Linked DNA regions of Mus musculus: region 2 is linked to region 1. The links are chromatin loops, found by intact Hi-C in ENCODE. Cell type or tissue: left cerebral cortex. All regions are shown on one strand. Links, peaks and the distances in the headings refer to the core of each region. The heading gives the core; the rest is flanking DNA.

What was found. A loop is a pair of places that touch in the nucleus more often than their neighbours do. Peaks named below come from ENCODE experiments on the same cell type or tissue, not always from the same donor. Only the 100,000 strongest peaks of a DNase experiment are listed, where the experiment ranks them.
Region 2: a loop joins it to region 1, with 12 times the contacts of the local background. A loop is called at or near these places in 8 of 42 quality-filtered maps.

What each region holds. Positions count from the first base shown.
Region 1 is chr1:13,702,391-13,710,094 of GRCm38, reverse strand. No RefSeq gene overlaps it. Among named protein-coding and RNA genes, the nearest start is that of Xkr9, 37 kb to the right of the region's middle. In left cerebral cortex, for the core only: a CTCF peak has its summit at 3,576 (motif pointing left); a DNase peak (open chromatin) is centred at 3,580.
Region 2 is chr1:14,727,538-14,735,241 of GRCm38, reverse strand. No RefSeq gene overlaps it. Among named protein-coding and RNA genes, the nearest start is that of Msc, 25 kb to the left of the region's middle. In left cerebral cortex, for the core only: a CTCF peak has its summit at 6,000 (motif pointing right); a DNase peak (open chromatin) is centred at 6,002.

The sequences.
Region 1 (7,704 bases), core at 1,199-6,198:
AAAATACTATATATTGAAGGAAAAAAATCTCAAAAATAGAAAATTTGGAGGACTATTAAGAATTCTCAAAATATTGCCACATGTAGTGTCTCAGAAGCTTTTCACGACTGTAATAATGATTATCATTATTACTGCTATGACTATAACCACTGCACCTCGAAGAGTCAAACTTGGGTTTTGGATTTGTATAAAAGGTCTCCGATAGTCTGGTATTTGGTAAGCTAATAAAAATTATTTTTTAGAAAAAGTTGGTATGGAAGTGCCCTGCATAGGTAGATAAAGTGTTTCCAGAAGCCTTGGCTATTAAATGAAAATCTCAGTGTCGTGGGTGAACTGCCTCCCTACAATTCATTGGTGAGGGCAGTCCTGGGCTCTCAAACAATCCAGGCTATTGCAGCTTCTGCATTTCCGTCATAACTAGTTGTTAGAACCCCATTGCCAGAGACCCCGTAGGCCCTGGTTGCCTGACATACAGAAGTCAAACTAGAACTGAGCTGAGGCTCGGTGACCATGTCTGTAAATATTAATAGACCAGAGACTGATAGAGCTTTTCTCAAAGAAGCTTCTTGCAGTGGTTAACATGGTCAAAGTGGTGATAATGACTATTGAATGCTCAGCCATAAATGGGATATCTACACTAGCCCCTCCAGGGTCTAGGGAACATGGCAGAAGAAGGAGCAAAAACCTAAGAACCAGAGGAAAGATGGAAATTGGTGTTCAAGCTGACTTCCAGGCATGACAAAGCTGGTGCACTCTTGGGCTCACACTAGCCTACCAACATCCTATCATATTGGGAAGGGCCTGAGGGAACCTTTCCCCTCCCTGAGTGTTTATATGTAGTTATGGTTGATGGGGCAAGGAGCAACATTGTCTTCAATGGTATAGACATTAATGTGACCATACTCCTATATACAAATCCTCATCCATGCATCTGTAAGCAATCCTAATAAAACTGGACTGGATCAGGAGAGGAGAGGAGAGGAGAGGAGAGGAGAGGAGAGGAGAGGAGAGGAGAGGAGAGGAGAGGAGAGGAGAGGAGAGGAAAGGAAAGGAAAGGAAAGGAAAGGAAAGGAAAGGAAAGGAAAGGAAAGGAAAGGAAAGGAAAGGAAAGGAAAGGAACGAAGAAGACGGAGCAGGGCATGACAGGGCAGGGCAGGGCAGGGCAGACCAGGACAGGACAGGACAGGACAAGAGGTAGTTTGGAGGCTGAGAGCATTTTCTTGCCATGATGCTCCCTCTGTTGCTGTTTCCTGACTGTCAGGTCTTCTGGCTCCGTGGATGTAGGACAGCACGTAGAAGCTTGACCTTCAATGAAAGGCTTGCATGGATTTAACGCTGTACAGACATGTCTAAACATTACATGAATGTGTTCCAGCATTCCCCCAGCTACGTATATCCTCACAGCAGCCTTCTTTAAACAATGGTCCTCAAAACCCCTAGTTTCCCCTGTTGTGTGACAGAAGTGAGCAGGGTGGAGAGTCTACCTCCACTAGACCTTAGGCTGGGCTAATTTACAAAAAGACGTAACATACAACCACACAGCTGCTCAGCTCTGCCTCTGCGTCTTGGAAGAGGCCTGTATAAAGGAATATCTCTGCATTTTCCTTAGCTTGATTCCGGGACCGCTCTGATTCCTGTTCCATGTGGCTTTGCCATTGCCACTGCTCCAAAAGCTGGGTTGGCCAACAACTTGGGAAGCCTTCAAATAGCAGTCATTATCTCTTTGTTTATAAACTTGCCCTTCCCTGGCAGCTTACCATGTGAGAACCAGCAATGGATGGTGTCCATGCAGGACAGCAATGAGTAGCATTTCGGCAGCATGCTGGCCACAGGAGTCTCTGACTGAGACAGCTATCATGGCAGAGGGACAAACTAAGAAGTTATAAATCAAACAGTGAAGAAAGAGCTGGGGGATCCCCTCCCCAAAAGAGAAAGAATTGTGAAGCTGGACCTGTGGTCATACAGAAGAACCCAGACAACGTTTGGGAGCTACTGTGAACAGATGGTGTATAAGAGCTAGGACAAGGTTATGGTCGTGGCATGAGACCAGTCAGTACACAGGCCATTCTAAGTGAAGGATTCCCATCTTTTACAGAATTTGAGTATTACCACTGTCTTCTGAATCCTTCATACCTCAAGGGTTACTGTGTTATGCCTGAGAAGAGAACTGACAAAATTCCCACCAAATTAGCACAGCTAATGACAATCATGTAATAGTAATTGCCGTGGCATTTGCAAGAGTTGGCACACAGTACGCTGTTTTCTCATCATACTACTCATTATGGAATAAAGGTAATTGTGTATACAGAAGGGGGGAAGATATGAAAGTAGGAGGAGCCAGGTAAGAAAAGTAAGGTTTACAGGCACGGAAGGAGGACCAGTCAGGGTAAGGGGGGAATATGCTTGAAAACACCATACGCATGCATAAATTATCACAATGAAACTCACTGTTAAGTACAACAAATATATGTTAATAAAAATGTTGAGTTCTAGAATACAATTGAGAGTAATCGCTGATCAAGTGACTAGTTAAGAGGGTGTTGTATTAGTTACTTGTTTCATTGCTGCAACAAAACTCATAACAAAGGGGAAGGGTTGATCTTGACTTATAACTCCCAAGAGCACAGCCCACCTGTACACAGAAGGCTGTGCGGCATAACAGCAAGCAGCACTCACTCACACCCACAGTCAGGAAGCAGAGATCGGTGAGTACTGACAGATAGTCAGTTTGCTTTTTCCTTTTAGCTCTGTCCAGTAAGTAGACTGAGTCTTCCCACGCCAATCCATCTATGTACTATAGAAGAGCTCCCGCATATATGCCCAGACACTCATCCCTGGATGATCTCTCCTGCACCAGACACTTTCCCCCTAGATGACACTAGATCCTGTCAAGTTGATAGTCAATATAACCCAGCAAAAGTGTTTAATGTTATCCACCAAAAGAGAATTTTAAAAGAGTAACAGCTTCCGTAGGATAGCTTAGAATTTTACCCCAGAACAGACAAGATGAACGTTTAACATTCTGGCAGACATCGTTCGGTGTCTCTCATCTTTTCTGCTAGCCAAGTGCTATAACAGAATTGCAAGCTCCCAATATTCTGTGATATTTAACCTCTGTACACTTGGCTTCTCTATACATAAAAGTCAATATTTTAAGACATGTTTCATCTTTATTTTCACAAAATAAGAGGCACAAATCTTAAAACAATACATACTACACAACATATATGTAATTTTCCTCTCAATAAAATAGATCTAATATCAGAATGGAGTATCTTTGGAAACAGCAAATAGTTTCTGTTAACCCTTAAAGACTACTAAATAGGTGCACAAATGTTTGACTTTATTATAGGCCTTTAATAGGCACTGACAGACCGAGAGCTCCTCTATTACCACTGACACTTACAGTCACAAACACAAACTCTGCTCTAGACTACAATGGGAGTGGGCAGTAATGTAAGAATCGGTGTGTAATTTTAATAGTCTCCTGACTTGTGGAAGGAACAAGTTAGCAGGGGGAACAAACAGAAGGGAAAGCAGGGCGCCCAGCCCACTTTCTCTGTGATTCTGTCGCCCTCTAGTGGTTATGTTTAAGGTAGTGCCTAACAGCCGTTCTTTAGAACTTAGAGGGTTGGTTCTCTAGCATCAACAGCACCTGAGACTTCAGACCTCAAAGCTCAAGCCTCACACTGGGCTCTGGTGGTGACACTATCAGTCTATTTTAGTGGCTGTCCAGGTAATTCTGATACCAGCTAAAGCTTGGGAGGCATCGTTCTAAGAGGAACGCATCCATATTTACAGTCAACGTGAAAGATTTAAGCATATGTGGGTATCCTTTAGTGTCATTATCCTCTTTATCTGGTTTTAAAATTACATTGCATTTAGTATGCACCCACGTGTGTGTGCACAAGTGTGTGTGCGCTTGCACATGCGAAGCATACATGAGAGCATGAGAGTGACTGTCAGGTTTGGGGTCTCTCCTTCCACACCTAGGTCCTAGAGATGAAACTTGGGACATCAGGCTTACTGCCAGGCATCTCCAACTGTGTCCAACTAGAACCATCTCTTTAGCCTCTATTTTCCCAAACTTCAAAAAGCCTTTTATATATACAGAGTTACCAAGAAAAAACTTAAAACTTAGTACTTTAAAATCTTAAAATAAATTTAAAGTAGGATAAGCTATAAGTGAATGACACAGGAAACAAGAGATAAACAGATTAAAAATAAGTTTATTAAATATTAAAAATTCATCTTTAAGGTGGGGAAACTAGGCAAAGCATCTAACTAGGATCTAGCCACTGATTTCAGTCTATGGCTAAGTGCATTGTTCAGTTCTATCGTAGGTCAAGGCTGAAAATCACTTGGGCAGAAATTGTTAAATTAGATTATGGTCAAATAAACAATTTGATAATTTTAAATCACATGTATAACAGTCTCAGCTCTAAGCTTCTCACAGAAACCTTAGCCTACTCACCAAATAAAGACTGTGTGACCCCAATAGGAGGTAACCGGACTTGAGGTGAAAAACTTGAGATTTCCAATAGGACTGCCTGTGTTGTTCCCAGGACCTCACCCAGCCCTCTCCTAGCTTTTCTTGATCTCCAGGGAAGGAGTTCAGAGCACATAGAACAGTGCACAGAACATAGGAAGCATTTACTACCAGTAAAGCCAGGCGGCCTCCAGGAGGATGCTTGGCCTGGCCAACAGGACCACTGAGTGCATGGGCAGCACTTCCTCGGGGGGAGGTGTTCAATGGCCAGAGACGGCAGGATAGCAACTCACATTTGTAGGTAAGTTTGCACTATTTCTTGTTTCTATGACAAACAACTTCCAGGAGGTGATTTTCCTGTCCAGGTGATTTGAAATCTCATTTTGGATTGATTCTTAAGGGATCGAGAAGAGTAGTTACTGAAAGCCTCCAGACTGATGGCTCTCTGATGATCTTTTGTCGAGTTTCACCCAGGTCCAGGATCCAACTCAGATCCCATCCTTTTGACTAGTGGTTCCTGATTTTCTAAGCTGCAGACTCTAAAGGAGGACTGCATCCTAAGGGTCCTTGATCTGCTAGTATCTGCCAGCAACCTAGCAGGCTTTTCAGTATTCTGTCGCCAAGGCTTTATGAGAGTTAAATAGTGGACATAGAGAATTAATGATTAACCAAAAACAGTTTAAATGAGGTGTTTAAGGTAGTATTATAATAAGTTTAGCAAATATTACAGAAAATGCTAAAATGAATACAAATGCAATTATGACTACTGTACCATACAGTGGCATTCTGGGAATCTCATGTGCTAGCTGAACAGGTTCTTACAGGAGAAAGAAGCTGAATTTGTAGTCTAAGGTTTCATGACATGCTGTAGGTAGAGGCATGTGTGGGTTAAGGTCAGAGAAGGGGAAGTCCTGCTAGTGAAGGAGATCCTCCATTTTGTGCCAAGGCCAGAAGGCTGTCCAGACAATCGTAAACTTCGACTTTAGTTAGCATGGCAACAAAGCCTTAAGGAGGAGAATAGAAAACTGAGACCAAGGCAGCTTACTGGGGAAAACTTTGACACTTTCAGGAACTCAGCCTCATGAAGCATCCTCCTAAGTCCTCCTAGAACCAAAATGTGCTTCTCACTAAAACAATGGAATACTACTCAGCCATTAAAACAAGGACATCATAAAATTTGCATGCAAATGGATAGAACTAGAAACCCAGACCCCAAAGGACATGCATGTATGTACTCAAATAAGTGGATATTAGCCATAAAGTACAGGATAACCATGCTATAATCCATAGACACAAAGAAGCTAAATAATAAGGAGGGCCCAAGGGAGGATGCTTCAATCTCACTCAGAATGGAAAATAAAATAGTCATATGATGTAGATGGAAACAGGGAACTGGGTGTGAGAGAGGATGGGGAAGGGAATGGGGGCAGGGCTGGGAATCAGGTGTAGGGAAAGCTGGGGAAAGGTGGCCTGGAGAGTGAACAGAAAACATCTCTAGATACGTGGGACAGGGGAGTCTCCAGGGAGTCTATGAGAGTAACTCCAGCTGAGACTCCTAGCAGTGGGGAATATGGAGCCTGGAGAGGCCACTCCCTGTTGTCAGACAGGACTCCTAGTAGAGGAATAAGGATAGCAACCCACTCAGAATTTGTCCTGCCTATAAGAAGTGCAGGAACAAAGATGGAGCAGAGACTGAGGGAATGGTCAACCACTGACTGGCCCAACCTGATACCTATCCCATGGGCAAGAACCAATCCCTGACACTATTAATGATACTCTGTTATGCTTGCAGATAGGATCCTAGCATAATTATCCTCTGAGATGCTCCATCCAGCAACCAATAGAAACAGATGCAGAGACCCACAGCTAAACATTAGACTGAGGAGTTGAAGGAAGGATTGAATAATTAGGACCTGAGGGGACAGGGACTCCACAGGAAGACCAATGGAGTCAACTAACCTGGACCCATGGGGTCTCCCAAAGATTGAACCACCAACCAAAGAGCACACATGGGCTGGACCTAGCATACACACACACACACACACACACACACACACACACACACACAACACATATGTAAGCAGATGTGTGCTTAGTCTTCATGCAGGTGCCTCAACAACTGGAACAGGGACTATCCCTGATTCTGTTGCCTCCTGGTGGATCATGTTCCCCTAACTGGGCTGCCTTGTCTGGCCTCAGTGGGAGAGATGTGCCTAGTCCTGCAGTGAGTTAATGTGCCAGGGTGGGCTGGTACCCAGGGTCTTCCTCCTGGGGAGGAGCTTGTGAAGGGGAACTGGGAGGAGAGGAGGACTGTGATTGAGATGTAAAGTGACCAAATAAATTAATGGAAAACGTCTGAGTTAAAACTACTTGTCAGAGATAATAATTAAGACATATTATATCAAGAAGATTTGATCCCTGTTCCACGAGAGGGATTGTGCGGCTGGTTTTGTAAGCCCAGTTACAAGCCTGTGGCTGGGGCACATCGTAGGCCCTGAGGAAGCTACAACTGCTGCCTTGCTAATTGGATGTGATGTGCCCATCGGTCGCCTTCTAAACCCCCATCTTGATAGTTTGGCACTGAGGTCAGCTTTCCTCAGAGAAGTTTCTTTGTGCAGTGCTCACTGGTGACCGTGGAGACAGATAACTGGTCAAGTTCTGAGAATGAGTGACTGTTGAGTGCCCAGCTGTCGTGGGGCATTGGTGTCACCCCTCCAAAACTCAGGCACCAGCCTGAAAGAAGGATCAGAAAGAATGTAAGAGCTGCAGGTGGGGTTAGTCTAGAATGTTGACTTTCAGGAGTTACATGGCTGTTGCATTCTTGAACTCAAAGCTATGTATGGGAAAGTGAGCCCATCGGCACTGTTATGGAGGAAGGAGAGAGCGTGGAGAGGCCCACCCCCCACTAAAGATTTACAGTCAGTCAATGGCTGCTGAGAAGGGAAAGACATAAATTGTCAATGCTCTTGTAAACAACCACATTGAAATTCATTGAGTTGTAAAAATAAAAACTAAGATATAAAAGGAGGGGAGCTAGTTGGGAAAGATGGGTCAGCAGGACTAATAGTGGAGCAAGATGGGAAGCAGGGTGAACATGACTGAAGTACATTCCATCCTGTATGACATAATGACATCCATTGTTATGTATAAATTACTATATACTCATTAAAATGTGTCTATAACACTGTACAATCAGTAAACAATGAATTTTCAGT
Region 2 (7,704 bases), core at 1,851-6,850, 1.0 Mb before region 1:
AATTTATGAAACCATTTTTTAAAAAGCGGTCCATAACATTCAGGATAGAAACATAAAGGACAGCAATTTTATTATTTATGGGATCTTGCTTTAATTTTTAACTAATTGATTAGTTCTCTGTGCTTGGGAATCCAAGTGAGACCTACCAAGTGTGCTAAGCAAATGCCTTTATACCCATCTGTAGTCTAGTGCCTGCTTGCAAAGCTTAATGTCAGATACAAAGCTACAGAGGCTGGGGGCAGCTCATTGTCTCTTGCCCATATTTTCCTCTTGGGGATAATGTGTTAACTTAAAAATTTGTCAATGTTTCTTTTAAGGTTAACTTCAATAAACACCCCCTTAGATCTCTTGCCTGGGCACCAATATAATACTGTTGACAACTGAGAAAGACTTGGAACATGTGGCTAAGGAGACATTTTACATTACAAATATCATGTCCTCAAGTTTCTAGCATATAAGTACTGCAGACGAACCTCTATTGGGTCTCTGATCTGCAAGGAATGGGGTTCTGGTTGCAAGTGAGCAAGGGTTGGTGAGAAAAGTGACAAATGGACACAGACACAGGGGAGTGTTGTATCTGGATGGATAATGTCCAAGCAAACACCAGGCTTTTCATAGAGAAGAAAAACAAGAAGACTAGGCGAATACATCTATCAAGGTACACTGGTTCTTAACACAAAACAAAGAAAATGCATACATAAAAAGATTGCAGGAGCCAGCTTTGTTTGCAACTGAGAATATGAACAATGCTTAATTAAGATCAGCTAAACACAGGAGCCAGGTGAATGCTCTGATACAATGCTAGTCTATTGTTAAATCCACCACCAGGGGTCCTTTAGTAAATACCTGATAATGCTATTCCTCTGGGACTAGTGAAAAAACCTGCACAAGGGGAATTCCACTTTACTAACCCTTTCATGAATAATACTATAACCCTCCTATTTCCTAGGCCATTGTGTATTCCTATGTTTGGGTGTGACTCGGCTATTGTCCTAAGTAATTACTATGTAGACTAGCCCTGAGCTTTCTAGCTCTATTCAAGTAAATTGTAATGCCTGATTATTTTCACTTTCTCTACTAGAAGTAAATTTGAGTGTTACTGAATAGGTAACATTCTTACTGAATTCCAAGCTCAGGGTCAGCTTCAAGGACTTTCTAGGAACCATTGGAACACTGGTGGAGGCTTGTCTATGTGTCAAAATCAATCCTTAAAGGCACTTATAATAAAACAATACTGAAAGAGAGCATGCGGATCCATACACCAGACTAATGCAGGGACAAATTTTGAGTATATGCCAAGGTTCCAGGAAGCTAAGTTTCTGTGAAACTCTTTGCCTCAGGACTGCTTCCAGGTTTCTAAACCTGTAATGAGAGTCACTACCAGAGTGGATATAGCATATAAGTTGAAGTGATGAGTTGCCAATGAACTTTCCAGTTATGTAACAATAATTTGTAATTTTTGCTTGCATTTATTCTCAACTAACACACTCTTTCCCATCTCGATGCCCTTGCTAGAGTAAATTCCTATACCATGAATGTTGCCATTCTCTTTTCTGCCTTTAATAAGAAAACTGGAGCTTAACAGAATCTCCTCTTAGGAATGAACAGTAATATGCACTTGTTTTCTCTGTGGAAAGGTGGTATTTTGTTTTGGTGTACCAATAAGTTCAATAATTGAACTGGAGGTTACTGAGTACCCAAGGCTCCAATGCTGAGCCCAGGACAGACTTACTGTTCTCTGCAGCCTTCATTTTAGTTGGGGAAGAGTGAAGAAGGAAGGGCCCTATCAATATGAGCTGAGTGTTGTGTGCTTCTCCTGAGTCAAGCATTGAAAACCTAGCTCCCAGCACAATAATGGGTGGGAATGGAACCTCTGCGAGGTCAGGAGGTCATGAGAGTGACTCTTTCATTATGAAATCATTGCTTCATTTCCTGGCTTTTTCTGGGAAGCCATTCACAAATATTTACTTGATCTAGATGGATTATGAATGACAAACAAGAGATATTATTCTATTCAAGTCAAGCTTGATGAGTCAGTGAGTTTGTTGGGGTTACTTTCAAGAGTATGGGGTACTCAAAGATAGCTGTGTCACCAAAACTTTCACCCCAGTGTGAGTGAGTCCACATGGAAGCTGTCTACTGGAGAGCTCTCTGACTTCTAGGCAGTTCCATGGGGTAGGGTTCCCCACTAATCATCTACTGAACATTAAACCCTGCAAAGGACCTTAGCGAATCTTGACTTTCTTGTTTTTCTGCTCTTTATTAAGCTGGTGAGCTTCCTGAGGGATTCAGTTCTTGCATTCCTGGCCACTACAGTACTGCCCTCTTCCAACCCCAATAACCCCCCCCCGCCCCCCGCTAACCCCCAAGCCTGGTACTTTGTATCTTGCAGCATTGGTCAATCCTGGGAAGCATGTTGTGTTGTTGTTGTTGTTGCTGCTGCTGCTGTTGCTGTTGGGGGAGGGGGTTGGATTTCACAATCTGAGAGAATGGAAACCAGAAAGCATTGGGTGAATAAGGAGAAAGCATTGAGAAGGCCAGATGCCACAACAACTCAGGAGTAGCCAGGCTTTCAGCATCTGTGCTAGAATGGAGTGTGAAGAGTGGAACAAGGGGGTTTGAACACAGAGAAGTTCATGTTGACTTCTTTTGAGAACCTTTCTCAGATTTTGAAAATGAGGATTTTAACATTGACCTTTGCTTGAAAAGGATGTTCAAGGATTCATTAATTTCATTCATTCATTCATCCATCCACTCCTGTAGCATATATTTGACAGCTTATTAGATATAGGTGCTAGCCTAACACCAGAGATCTATTAAAGAATCAATATGTACCTGAAATAGATAGGATTCCATTGCAAAACAGCCGCACATGGCAAGTCTGTGGAAGACTGGAAGGACAAGAGCTTGCATATATTCTCTACACACATGGGTAGCCACAACATTTAATCCCTCTACTGTAGCTTTCTGCGTTCATAGAGATCATGCATGTAAAACTATTACAGAATTGTCACAATAAATATTAGCTTTTAGAACTATTGTGTAAACACATTTGCCTTGTGCTTTACAAAATTCTACAATGAGAATATGTACTGTGAAACGAATTATGGGACGACCATGAAGGGCTTCCAAGCATCAATAGCATTGATCCATAAAAGCACCAGCTTGTAGAATGTGCACTGAGTGGGAACACACAACTGTGGGGTATCTAAGGATCAGCAGATGAACTGGGAAGAATGGTGAGGTGAAAGCCAGGCTGAGGTGGGACCCCCCCCCAAGAGTATTGTTTAGCAGTACTGCCTGGGAGTCTCAGCAAGTCACTTAAATCTCTAAATGAATAGAGTTACAAAGTATCCCATGTACTTCAAAGTATAGATGGAAACAATTTTGGACTAACAAAGATGGCTGTTTAAAACCACAGACATTATGAATTTACAAAAGGAAAGAGTCTCATGGCAGCAGGCTTTGACAGTTTGCCAAAGGATGAACTAGTTTGCTAGATGAGGGACAGGCAGAGGCATTGGCTGCTGACTCAGTTTATCATTCCTTATGGTTCTCCATGTTTATTGTATTAGAATTTCATGCTTGGCATTTCTAGTCTCAAAATGCAGGAAAATTTTAAACACCAGGAACTAACAAATGAATAGCCCTACATGGTTCTATGCTTCTGAACTGTTTGCAAAGGGAACTGGTGCTTTCTATTCTCGGTGACTAGAGAAGGAGACCAGACGCAAAAACTATAAACCTCAGAACAATGTTTTCTTTCCTGCATGATGTAACCACTCCAAGAGAGTCAGAGTTGGTTTTGAGTTTGGGAGAGTGGATTCCACAGTAAGAGCACAAGTGAACTGAACAGGTGACTGTCAGGATCCCTCTGTCACCTGCATGGTCATTTTACTCACCTGTGTGCACATGGTGGAGGGGCAGGCGATTGAAATACTGTATCCACGTGTGATTTCTTTTTAAATATTTAAAGATATCACTTTGACAAACATTTAAAAAAATATTTTCTCAATATATTGACAAAGTTGAGTCTCTCTAAAAAAATAAGTCAAGAATGTTTGGTTTGTAGATAGCAGAAAACACTTTGCAGAAGCAAAGCAAGCCATAGACAACTAGAAATTCAATACCAACAAAGTATCAGCATATTTCTGAAAACAAGAGAAAAGTCTGTACTTAAGTTAGCTACTCTTTTACAACGTAAATAATTTAAGGTTATAAGATGATACAGAATCTGGAATGCATGATATGAAAATATGTCTGTATTATAGGATCAGGCTTGACTTATGCCTATCTCATGAATCCAGTCTGGTGGGATAGCAACATCTCTTAACATAATTTCATTCTAACTTCTACTTGTTCTACTTCTGTCCTTCCTTCTTCTCCTCTGCCTTTGCCTTCTCCTCCTCCTCCTGCTGCTCCTCCTCCTCCTCCTCCTCCTGCTCCTCCTCCTCCTCCCCCTCCTGCTCCTCCTCCTCCTCCTGCTCCTCCTCCTCCTCCTGCTCCTCCTCCTCCTCCTCCTCCTCCTCCTCCTCCTTTTCCTCCTCTTGCTGCCTCTGCTTCTTCTTTTGGGTTACTTATTTGTTCCTTTCTTTTTTCTTTTTTAATGATAATTTTCTACTTATTCACTTTACACCCTGCTCACTGTCCTTGTCCCCATCTCCCCCTTCCACAATCCTTCCCCCATGTTCCCTCTCCTTTGCCTCTGAGCAGGTAGCGGCCCGGAATATCCCTCCACCCTGACACTTCAGCGAAGCTAATAGGACTTATCCCACATGTAAGTAACAGCTTTTGAGATAAGGCCCACTCCAGTTGTTTGGGATCCACATGAAGACGAACCTGCACATCTGCTACATCATATGTGCAGGGAAACCTAGGTCCAGTTTGTTCTTTGGTTGGTGGTTCAGTCTCTGAGAGCCCCCAAGGGTCCATGTTAGTTGATTCCGTTGGTCTTCCTGTGGAGTTCCTCTCATGAGGTATTTTTATTAGTCTCCCTTTTATAAGATAATGATGAAGATCAGATGGTAGCCCTGTCTGTCTCTTCTGTCTGGTGCTGCGTGAGGATGTCCCAGGTGTGTTGCTTAATCCAGAATGCCATTCTGCCATGGGAATTTGGTCCTTCATTTTAAAGGGAGAGCATAAGAAAGGCTATGCCTAATAGGTCTGACCCTTCATTAGTGAAAAATGCCATTCAAGGAGCCAGTGTAAGGGAACTGGCGGGGCTGGGGATAGAGTTCGGTTCAAATATGACTTGCTCAGCTCTGTGTTCGATCCCCAGCACCACACAAAGTGCACTATGTGTGGGGATACAGATACAAGCTTCTTATAATCTCAACACTTGGGGAGTCGAGGCCGAAGGCTCAGAATTTCAAAGTTACCCTTGGCTACATAGTGAGTTCAGGGCCAGCCTAAGTTACATGAAACCCAGGTTCAAAATATAGAAAGGAAGAAATATGGGAAGGAGGAAAAGGGGGAGGAGAAGAGGGGGGAAAGGAGGAAGAAGAAGAGGAAGAGGAGGAAGAGGAGGAGGAGGAGGAGGAGGAGGAGGAAGGAGATAGGGAGGCTTTGTATTTTAGGCACACATAGAAGCCAGATTCAACCTATTACTTCAACTTGTCAATCTGATCAGAATATGAAGCAGGTGAGGCAGATTCTGCGTGTTGTATCCGAGGCGAGGAGGTTTCACATTTAATGAACAGATGCTGTTTAATACCTTACCTTGCTGGGCGTGGTGATGCACGCCTTTAATCCCAGCACTCGGGAGGCAGAGGCAGGCAGATTTCTGAGTTCGAGGCCAGCCTGGTCTACAAAGTGAGTTCCAGGACAGCCAGGACTATACAGAGAAACCCTGTCTCGAAAAAACAAAACAAAACAAACAAAAAAAAAAAAACAAAAAAAAACCCAAACAAACAAAAAACCTTACCTTATTGGATTTTGTTTTTTTGTTCCATCTCAGAGAATGGAAATGAGGTAGCCGCCTGTAAAGCATACATTTCCAGCAGGGGGCAGCCGATGCCTGTCAGAGAAAACCAGCATGCTTTCAGCCTCTCCTGCGCACATTCCTAATTTTCTTGCTGATGAACTTTGCTGAAAACTCATCACCTAGACTTAAAATTGAGTTGTGAGAGGAGTATCAGCAGAAAAACTAAAATAAAAACAAACAAGGAAAAAAACAAACAAACTAAAACACCAAAAACCAAAACAGAAAAACAAACCCCAAAATCTTTTTGCTGGGAAGTAATTTTGATAAAATAAAGCCCAACAAAGATTTTGTGCCATAGCCCTTCCCCTGGTATCCCTGGTACAGTGTTAAAGGACAATAAATCCTGCATTATTTTGCTTTTCAACCACAGCACTTAAAACTATACAAAACTTTAAATGGATGGAAAAAGCATAAGAACCATTGGAAAAATAAAGAGAAATTACCACTACTCACATAAGATATGAAATTGTGTGGAAAAAATAGACTTTTCACTACTCAAATATTATACCCAATTAAGTGAAGTTTAATTTGTAGTTTATGGGCCCTGGAGAACTTGTCGATTTACCAAAAAAACTGGTGATGAATGATAGAAACACAGCAGGTACACAGGGGTTAGAGTTGTCACAAACAAATCGAAAGGTCTGGACACATTTTCTCACCCACAGAATAGAGAATTCGGGCTTGTTCTCCTGGCTTTACCTAACTTTGGATGAATTGTCCAATGTCCTACTTAAACAATGCTCACTGTATCTGCTTACTTTGCAGGTGACCAGGACTCCAGGTGAATCCTATAGCCAGCATCTAGCAAAGCATCTGCCATATTGTAAACTTGAAAGGATATTGTTAACTTCCAGGGCTTGGCCAGCTTGGAATGATGATGTTAGAGGAGCTCTGTGAGTTGGGCTGATGATTGAGAAAGCTGAGCTCTATGTGTGTGCTCATGTGAATAATGTATAAAATCCCGATTGGGAAACGCTTTAACATGAAAGAATCCTGTGCTACTGATGCCAGATACTTGCAATTTGTGGTAGATCCTGTTTTTTCTAGTTGATTGGAAAATATGTCCAGAGCATCCAGAGAGTCCAACTGAGAGATCTTACCATCAATGGTCTCTCATCCATGTTCTTCTCCTGTCCTTGAAGAAGTTAGGACTATATCACATTTCTGTGTTCCACTCAACTCAAAATGATTTATTAAGTGCCTAAAACATACAAGGCACTTTTCTGTGGCAGAAAAGTAAACGAGGCAGCAATGCCATGTAGTGAGACATTATCTCCCCAAAATTAAGTTCTGCTAACAAATAACAGAACAGAAGCATGAAAAAAGTGATGAACTATGCGAGTCATTTTTATTCACATTCCTGGAGGAACAAAGGAAAATGTGAAGTAAGATTCTGTACAAATGAGTCTTCAAAGGTGGGTAGGATGGTGAGATGGGGTGGCCAAGGGATCCAAGCAAGAATATTCTAGACAGAAGGAAGGAACCATAAATGAGGAAGGCCATGTCTATCATTGGGACTGACGGAGGAAAGGGTTTGAGAACAGGAGAGAGCACAAACCAAGAAGAGTCTAGCTGGCTTGGAGTCCCAAGTTAAGGACTATAAGCTTCCTGAGAAGAAAGCAGTGGTGCAGGGGCTTCTTGGGAGTAATGAGAGCTGGAGAGAAAATGGGAGGATGGCCATGTCAGCAGGTGACATCAGTGGTCTGTGTGGAGTGCTTCAG